Regions from separate parts of the Homo sapiens genome. Here region 2 is linked to region 1. A link is an interaction called in ENCODE POLR2A ChIA-PET data of the cell type or tissue named here. Cell type or tissue: Caco-2. All regions are shown on one strand. Each heading gives the region's core, and the rest is flanking DNA. Links, peaks and the distances in the headings are about the cores only. Region 1 has its middle 97 kb from the start of FZD7. Region 2 overlaps CDK15 (cyclin dependent kinase 15).

Region 1 (4,395 bases), core at 282-4,281:
TTTTCACACTGCTGATAAAGACATACCTGAGACTGGATACTTTATAAAGAAAAAGAGGTTTAATGGACTCACAGTTCTGTGTGGCTGGGGAGACCTCACATTCATGGCAGAAGGTGAAAGACACGTCTTACAGGGTGGCAGGCAAGAGAGAATGAGAGCCAAGTGAAAGGGGAAACCCCTTATAAAACCATCAGCTCTTATGAGACTTATTCACTACCATGAGAACATTATGGGGGAAACTGCCCCCCACGATTCAATTATCTCCCACAAGTCCCTCCCACAACACGTGGGAATTATGGGAGCTACAATTCAAGATGCGATTTGGGTGGGGACACGGCCAAACCATATCAGCATGCTTCCGGGGTCTGCACTCCTTCTCCCCTGATTCTTCCCTTGGGGTGGGCTGTCCGCATGTACAGTGGCTGGCCAGCACTTGGGAAGGGCTGCATGCACAGTGTGTTCACTGAAGTTGTATGCATGCTCACTTGAGGCATTCTTCCCTTACCAGTCAGGTGTAGAGGAAGGTCACATACCAGTTAAACTCCGCCATTTTGCCTCTTAGTGCACATGCTCAAGTCCACTCACCCAACTCCTGAGATCTTCCTGCTGATCACCCACTTCAGGTGTTTTCTTTCTAATGGAAAATTGCCTTTTCTTAGTGCTGGCTGTGACTAATTATTATTTTAGAGAGACAGTTTAACAACTGCCTGACCATCACCTAATGGTTACCTGACATTCCTGGTTGGGGTGGGGGCCCTATCTTTTCCTGCTCATCCCTGCCTGCCTACCTACTGTAACATTATCTCATCTCGCAAAAGGGACTTAATAGAGATGATTAAGTTAAGGATCTCGAAATGGGGAGATTATCCTGAACTTGTCTGAGTGAGCCTTGTATGTAATCACAAGTGTCCTTATAAGAGGAAAACAGAGGGAGATGTGGCTACAGAAGTGATGGCGATAGGAGGCCTGAAGCAGAGCTTGGAGTCATGCGCTTTAAAAATGGAGGAAGAGGCCACAAGCCAAGGAATAAAGGCAACCACTGGAAACTGAAAAAGGCAAGGAAACGGCTTCTCCCCTAGCACCTCCAGAAGGAACTAGCCCTGCTGACGCCTTGACTTTAGCACACTGAAACTAATTTCAGATTTCCTGTCTCCAGAAGTGTGACAGTATAAATTTGTATTCCTGCAAGTCACTAAATTTGTGGTCATTTGTTATAGCAGCCACAGAAAACTCAGATGGTTCCCAAGTGCAGGAGATGCCCTAGTTGCAGGGCTGCCGTTTATGGCAGAGAGACTCCTGAGAGACAAAAGGGAGCACCAGTGCACCTCTAGGCAGTTATTCCCACAGATTGTGCATCTCTGGCCAATGCTAGGAGTGGCAAGGGCTGGGATGAGGAGGGAAAGCAATAGACATTTACTGAGCATCTGCTATGTGCTGATATATCATGTTCATAATTCTAATTTAACCCTTGCAGCAACCTTATAAGGCAGATGCTAGTACTCTGTTTTCTGATGAAGATGGTGAGCTCAGAGACTCCTGATCACCTGCCCAAGGTCGCACAGTTGGTCAGCAGCTGTTCCTCTAGGAAAGTTTACTTGGGGCTTCCCTTCATCCCTGCTCTATATATCCCTTCCTTATGGATCCCCCAAAGTGAGAGATTGGGTGAGGCAGTTCTTATAGCTCCAGTTCCAAGGAGTTCATTTATTCATTGTCCTATTCATTCATTCACTAAATATTTAGCCAGTACTTCCCATATGTTAGGTCCTATGCTATGGGAATCAGGGCTCATCCTGTCTCAGATCACTTACAAACCAGGAACAGACTTTACAAAACAAATTATGCCGGCATTTCCCTCTAAAAGTCCACCACCCACCTCGGACAAGGACGTTGGCACAGAGGGTCATGCACAGTCCACAATGAGAATTCTTTTATTTTATCAAGGAGAAGCTAACATTTGGCCTTGTTGGTAACTTGTCAGAACAGAGGGAAGAGGGACTGGCATCCTTCATGAGGAGGTGATGCCACTAGTTTTCCTGAAGGTGTGCATAAATTGCATCAGGCCCCAATGCTCTCTCACGCTACTCCCTGCACATCAAGAGTAAGCAGGGGTTAATGATTGGCCAGTTTACAGGTACAGGCTGTGGCCTGTACAGTACTGCTGCTAATCTTGATCCAGGGTTTAGCTTGGACTTTGCTTCCGTAACTTCAGGCTCTGTAGGGGCAAGAACAAGGCCTAAGGCTTGTGACTACATCAGCTGCTCCATATCTGGGGCATAACAGGAAGGCATTGTGGAGTTTCAACTGGGTGTTCCTCTCTTTATGTCCTCTCCCAGCAACGATGCTGACTTTGCGTCCCATTTGGTCTTCTACTGTTGGTTTCTTCCAATCGAATGCTTTCAGTTGCAAATAATGAAAAATTCAATCCAAACTGCTCACATAAGCAAGGTATTTTATCGGCTTCGTTTAATCTAAAGGTCTAGAGTAGGGCTGACTTCTAGGAAGAGCTGTTCTAGTGGCGCAAACAATGTGAACAGGCTGGGGTTTTTTTTTCCTCTGCATTTCCCAGCTTCCTTTCCTCATCAGCCTTTGCCCACATGAGGCTCTCTTTCTTTGGGCAAGATGGCTGCCAGCAGTACCCCAAACAGAGTCTTGTTGGCCCTGATGGGCAGATGAAGGTGATGGTCCCAACTGGGAGCCAATCAAGAAGGCCAGGAGGAGAGTGATGCACTGATTGGTTTAGAGTAGATCACGCGCTCCCTCCCTAACACTGGGGGTGGAGCACCTGTGGCACACAGCTGAAAATGGGAGGGAGGATGACTTCCCGGAGGAAGTTGGGGGTATTGTTAAGAAGGGGAAGGGGAGAATGGATAGATATTGGGGAGCCAATCAATAAATGTCTATAAAACTTATAGGTTTTGTTGTTGTTGTTGTTTTGATTTTAAACGAACAAATTCCCTGCCCTTCTTAATACTTCCTGGGAGTGAATAATCTTGCAAGGGCTTCCTTAATTGGGTACTTATGATATGACACTCTCCTTAACACTCCCATGAACACATTTCTTCTTCATTAGGGCTTCAGGAGTTTGAAATGCCAAGCTCTTCCCTGTGTTTTCTGTCTGCGCTTCCCCTAAAAGAACCAGGGCTGCAATATTGCCCTTGATTAATCACAGCCCAATTATCTATGTGGATTATCCTTCTTTCTGTTCTCACATCCTGCCTGCCTTTTAGCCACCCCCTGCTCATTAAGAACCTGCCTGCCTTTTAGCCACCCCCTGCTCATTAAGAAGACTGTCTAAAAGGATGGGGTTTAAAAAAAAAAAAAAAAGGAAGTACAACTCCAAATCAGCAGTTCAGCTCCTTACTAACCCTGGTAAAATTTTTGAGGAAGACTTTGAAAGGAATGATTGCTTGAGATTATCTTGAATTTCCAGCATACATGATTACTTTACTGACTCCTTCCCATGTCCTGTCCACCCCCACCCCAAGTCCCAGCCTCCTTAGAGATATTGAAAACAGCTAAATCCAGAAAAGGCACATTCCTTAGACACCCAGACATTTCAATGGTTCCATTCTTATTCTCTCATTTCCTAGGTATCTCAAGTAACTTTTTATTTTTAAATCAAGCCAATTGTTTTTGAGACCTGTTGAAAGGATAATGGCCCAACCCCACTCCCCAAGTTGAGAACTCAGATCCCACCTCTCAGTTTCCTAGCAAATGAGTCAGAGAAGCACAAAAGCCCTTGCTAAATCAGGTAAACAAAGTGAAGGGTGTGGAGGCAGGCTGGGGGGACCAGGCATCCCTTCCAGCATGTCGAAGTACTTACATCACCTTCCCCGAGCATTGATCACTATTTCCACCCACACTGAACTGGATTCACCCTAACTCTGGTGTAGGCTAGACAGGAATTGGTAATGATTTCCTAGGTTTTCAGTCTCCTTGGCAGAATTTGAACAAAAGGAAAAAGATATCTTTTCTACTTTTTAAAGGTCAATTTTTTCCCCAACATCTATAACAAAAAAAAAAAAAAGTGATTTTTCTCTGGGATTTGCCTTTCTCCTGACCACAGCTGGTGGAACAGAGACCGCCATCTCGGCCACGAGATGAGAGCAGTCGGGCAGTTATTAGAGAGCTCCAGCTCCTGCACGCCATCATATGACAGCAGCCCAGAAGCTTTAGGTTTGGTAATGAACGAATGGAAGTGTTTTCAAAACCAAGCCACCGGCCCCACATTCAGCCTGTAAGTCTTGGTAGAAAGTAGGGGGCTGGCATTTCCTTTTACTGGCAACACAGCTTGGCCTAGGTGGCCCTGCATGTTCGCACAGAGAGTTACGGTAAGCATTGACAACCTCTCCCAGCTATGTTTAGAAGGGGCATAAGCAGCCCATCCCCTTGGCA
Region 2 (4,395 bases), core at 125-4,124, 90 kb before region 1:
TAAGTTACATTTATCTGATCAAAATTCTTGTGTCACATATCAAGATGTTTCTTATACAGCAGAAATCAGTAGAAAAGAAAAAATAGGCCAAGCGTGTGGTGGCTCACACCTGTAATCCCAGTACTTTGGGAGGCCAAGGCAGGAGGATTGCTTGAGGTTTGGAGTTCAAGACCAGCCTGGGCAACACAGTGAGATCCCATCTCTATTAAAAAAATTAGAAAAGAAAAAGAATAAAATGGGGCTGTTATATCCAAATTGGCTTTTTAAAAATCAGCAATAAGGCCGGGTGTGGTGGCTCACACCTGTAATTCCAGCACTTTGGAAGGCTGAGGCAGGCGGATCAATTGAGGCCAAGAGTTTGAGACCAGCCTGGCGAACATGGTGAAACCCTGTCTGTACTAAAAATACAAAAATTAGCCAGGCATGCTGGTGCATGCCTGTAATCCCAGTTACTCAGGAGGCTGAGGCAGGAGAATCACTTGAACCTGGGAGGTGGAGGTTGCAGTGAGCTGAGATTGCACCACTGCACTCCAGCCTGAGTGACAGAGTGAGACCCTGTCTCAAAAAAAAAGAAAAAAAAAAATTGGCAATAAAAACAACCTGTTGCTTGCTGGAGGAAAAACCTGCTTGCAAAGCTCAGTCTGATATCATTTTTTAAACAAAACTCTAAGAACAAGCCAGTCAGTTAAGCTAAAACCAAATATTTGATTATGAAAAGGGTTTTTGTATATTTTTACAGGATAAGATACAAATAAATTTCAGTCTTTCTTTTAATATGTATTCTGTTCCCAAACCAGACACAAAGCAATTTTTAAACTTGATCGTCAAGAAATCTGTTTTCTCCTACACAATCAATGAAAAGTAATCTAAACAGTGTTTGTCAGGCCAGGCACAGTGGCTCACATCTGTAGTCCTAGCATTTTGGGAGGCCTAGGCAGGCAGATTGCTTGAGCCCAGAATTTCAAGACCAGCCTGGACAACATGGCGAAACCCCATCTGTATTAAAAAAAAAAAAAAAAAAAGACCATATGTCTGCAGTCAGATGGAAAAAGTAAAAATATGTAATAAACACATATGAATAATATTAAGGACCATATTTTAAAATAAACTTGATAATAAATTTTTAATAATATTATCTACGATAAAATGTTTTACTTAAATTTCGTTCTTTATCATGCCACACAAAAATGGCAAAATGATTAAGAGAGTTTGCAAAATTATGTGGTATAGTGAAAGAGGTTTGCGGTTAAAAAAAAAAAAGAGAGAGAGAGAGAGAGAGAAGTATGGGGCCATGGGGATAGTCTCTGTAATCAGTCACCTGAACCACTTTTAATACTCAAAAGACTTATGAGAATAAAAATCTGATTTTTGCTAAGATTTATTAGCAAAATAAATCTTACTCCTTCCTGTCCCTCTCTAATTATCCTTCAGCTTGACCATGTATGAAAGAAAATTTACATTTCACTGTTTAATCTATTTAAAGATGAACATTTCCCATTAAATCAGGATGCACCTTATAATCAGTAGCATCTAACAATATAAGTCAGCCAGGCTGCAGTTGTGACTGTAGTTAGAATTGCACATGTGTGAACATCAAATGAGCCAGCATCAAAACGTGCAGAATGGCCAGGCACAGTGGCTCACACCTGTGATCCCAGCACTTTGGGAAGCTGAGGTGGGTGGATCACTTGAGGTCAGGAATTCAAGACCAGCCTGGCCAAGATGGTGAAATCACGTTTCTACTAAAAATACAAAAATTAGCCAGGCATGGTGGCAGGTGCCTGTAATCCCAGCTACTTGGTAGGCTAAGTCAGGAGAATCGCTTGAACCTGGGAGGCGGAGGTTGCAGTGAGCTGAGATCGCACCACTGCACTCCAGCCTGGGCGACAGACCAAGATTCCACCAAAAAAAAAAAAAAAATTGCAGAATTGGTGTCAGCGACTTGGAAGAAAATTCTGCAAAGAAAAGTCCTTTTTTTTTCTTTTTTTTTTTAAACTCCTAGGAACCAAATGGTTGTGGAGAAGGAGTAAATCAGACATGTTTAGCAACATTCTTTAAGCAGGAGTCAAAAGTAAGCTAACACTACATAACTGCAAGGCCAGCTTAGGAGCCCAGGACCAATGACTCTCTGTTGTTTTATGGATTATTTTAAGAAATGCTGCATCATCAAATTCTTAATATAGAGGATGATACATGGGTAAGTGTAGACATCAAAGAGTCTGAGTCAAATGCTGAATGTGAAAAAGTTTTAGGAATACCGAAACCAATTTATTTTGCTTAATGTTTCTCTTTTTCGTGTACAAGTATGCTATATGAGAAAATAATCTCTATTTAATTAAATTTATAACAGCCCTTTCAATAAGTATAAAATGAACATTCTGATCATGTCATAGTTTAACTTGCATTTTTTTGTCTTAATGGCAAAAAACCAATGACGCTTCTTACAATGATAGCATCTTAGACTCAATGAAAAGTGGGGATGAAATGAAATTTGGGGATACAGTACTTTCCCCTCTTCTCCTAAAACAGATAATGAGCTTGAATGATCTACAATGTTTGCTAACTCTACTGCTTTCCTAACTGCTGCTCGTGGTGTTCCATTTTAATAAAAAGCTGTGGGCTGTTCTTATTTTGTTTGACATAGGGACTTTTTTTTTGGCCCAAGACTTTTAATATCATGTGGTCCGTATTTAACTCTCCCTAAAATATTTCTTGGGAAGAGAAATTCTAGTAGTTCAGTTTCGCTTGTATGATTTCTTTCAAAGTGTCAATTTACTCTTATTTCATTTGCTAGGGGTGCAGGCTGCATCTTTATTGAAATGTTCCAGGGTCAACCTTTGTTTCCTGGGGTTTCCAACATCCTTGAACAGCTGGAGAAAATCTGGGAGGTAGGAGAATAATTCTTCTAAAGAAAATGAAATATCTGCATTTTAAGTTTTGAACCAAATTTGCCTTACAGACAAATGAAGCAGTCCATCTGCTCTGAGATATTAAGCCCTATATTAAGATTGTAGAAACTGTAGCATTTGCCACAGCTATAAGCACCCTGGGAATGTGTGGTCAGGAAACTCCCTGTTGCCCCATAGCAGCCCATGAATCCAGCTCACTGAATGATGTTCAGGTCTCCTGCTCCCTGTCATTAGTATTGTCTTAACCTCCCAGGGCAATTTCTGCCATTACTACTCAGACATGTCCCTACCTTGCTACCTCCAGTTCTAATGCTACCATATATTTGGCCCTGGATCTTTGTCAACTGAAAATAAGACATAGAATTTTTAGCTGGGTGCAGTGGCTCATGCCTGTAATCCCAGCACTTTGGGATTGCTTTGAGCCCAGGAGTTCGAGACCAGCCTGGGCAACATGGCGAAACCCCATCCCTACAAAAACAAAAATGAGTGGGCTGTGTGGCGCACACCTTAGTCCCAGCTATTCAGGAGGCTGAGATGGGAGGATCACTTGAGCCCAGGGAAGTCGAGGCTGCTGTTAGCTGTGACCACGCCACTGCACTCCAGGCTGGGGAACAAAAAAAAGACACAAAATTTTCATAGAACCCTGATAGAACAGAGGCTTTCCCTCTTAGTGTGAAAGAAGTGTACCATTTATCATGCTTATCCACAGCCAAATTCCTAAAGTGTCAAGGTGCCTTTGTGTGTGTATGCAGCTCCATTTCTTAATTCATTATTTATCCCTACCGCAGTTGCCTATGATATGCTTTGTTTTTATGGCCCTTATATAGTATTACAGTCATACTATAGTCATCTGTATATTTCCTTTTTTGGTCATATTTTTATTGTGGTAAAATATACAAAACAAAATTTACCGTCTTAACCCTCCTTAAGTGTACAGCTTGTCAGCATTAAATACATTCATATAGTTGCACCACCATCACCGCCATCCATTTCCAGAACTTCTCTATCATCCCTAAGGGAAGCTCTGGACCCACTGAACAATAACTGCCCATCTTCCCTCCCCACACTCCCCTAGCCCCTAGTAACCTCTAATCTACTTTCTGTCTCCATGAATTGGCCTATTCTAGGTACCTCATATAAGTGGAATCATACAAATTTGTCTTTCCGTATCTGGCTTATGTCACTTAGCATATTTTCAAGGTTCATCCATGTTGTAGAATGTGTCAAGGGGCTTTAAATCGGCGGGGTGCAGGGGGGTACTTTATTACTTGCTATCCTGGATCCTGCTGCTTGTCTTCTGGCTAAAATAAAATGTACTTTGTGAAATTAAGACATTTTATAGAGATTAATTACTGACATTAAATTTTCTTCTAGAAACATGGGGGCTATTATGAAGGAACATGGGAAAAACTGGGAAGCATTCACAACTGAAAAAAAAAAATCCAAGCCAAAAGACTTTTTCTAAAAACTTTCTTGCAAGACAGAG

What was found. ChIA-PET counts read pairs that join two places held together with the same protein. Peaks named below come from ENCODE experiments on the same cell type or tissue, not always from the same donor. Only the 100,000 strongest peaks of a DNase experiment are listed, where the experiment ranks them.
Region 2: POLR2A ChIA-PET joins it to region 1 with 6 read pairs; 4 of 35 experiments call an interaction of 5 or more read pairs at or near these places.

Annotation. Positions count from the first base shown.
Region 1 is chr2:201,934,848-201,939,242 of GRCh38, forward strand. No RefSeq gene overlaps it. Among named protein-coding and RNA genes, the nearest start is that of FZD7, 97 kb to the right of the region's middle. In Caco-2, for the core only: no CTCF peak of the experiment used is centred there; DNase peaks (open chromatin) are centred at 2,144, 2,713 and 3,780.
Region 2 is chr2:201,844,587-201,848,981 of GRCh38, forward strand. It overlaps CDK15 (cyclin dependent kinase 15), which reads left to right. Exons shown (of 14, transcript NM_001366386.2): 9 at 2,795-2,888. Among named protein-coding and RNA genes, the nearest start is that of CDK15, 40 kb to the left of the region's middle. In Caco-2, for the core only: no CTCF peak of the experiment used is centred there; no DNase peak of the experiment used is centred there.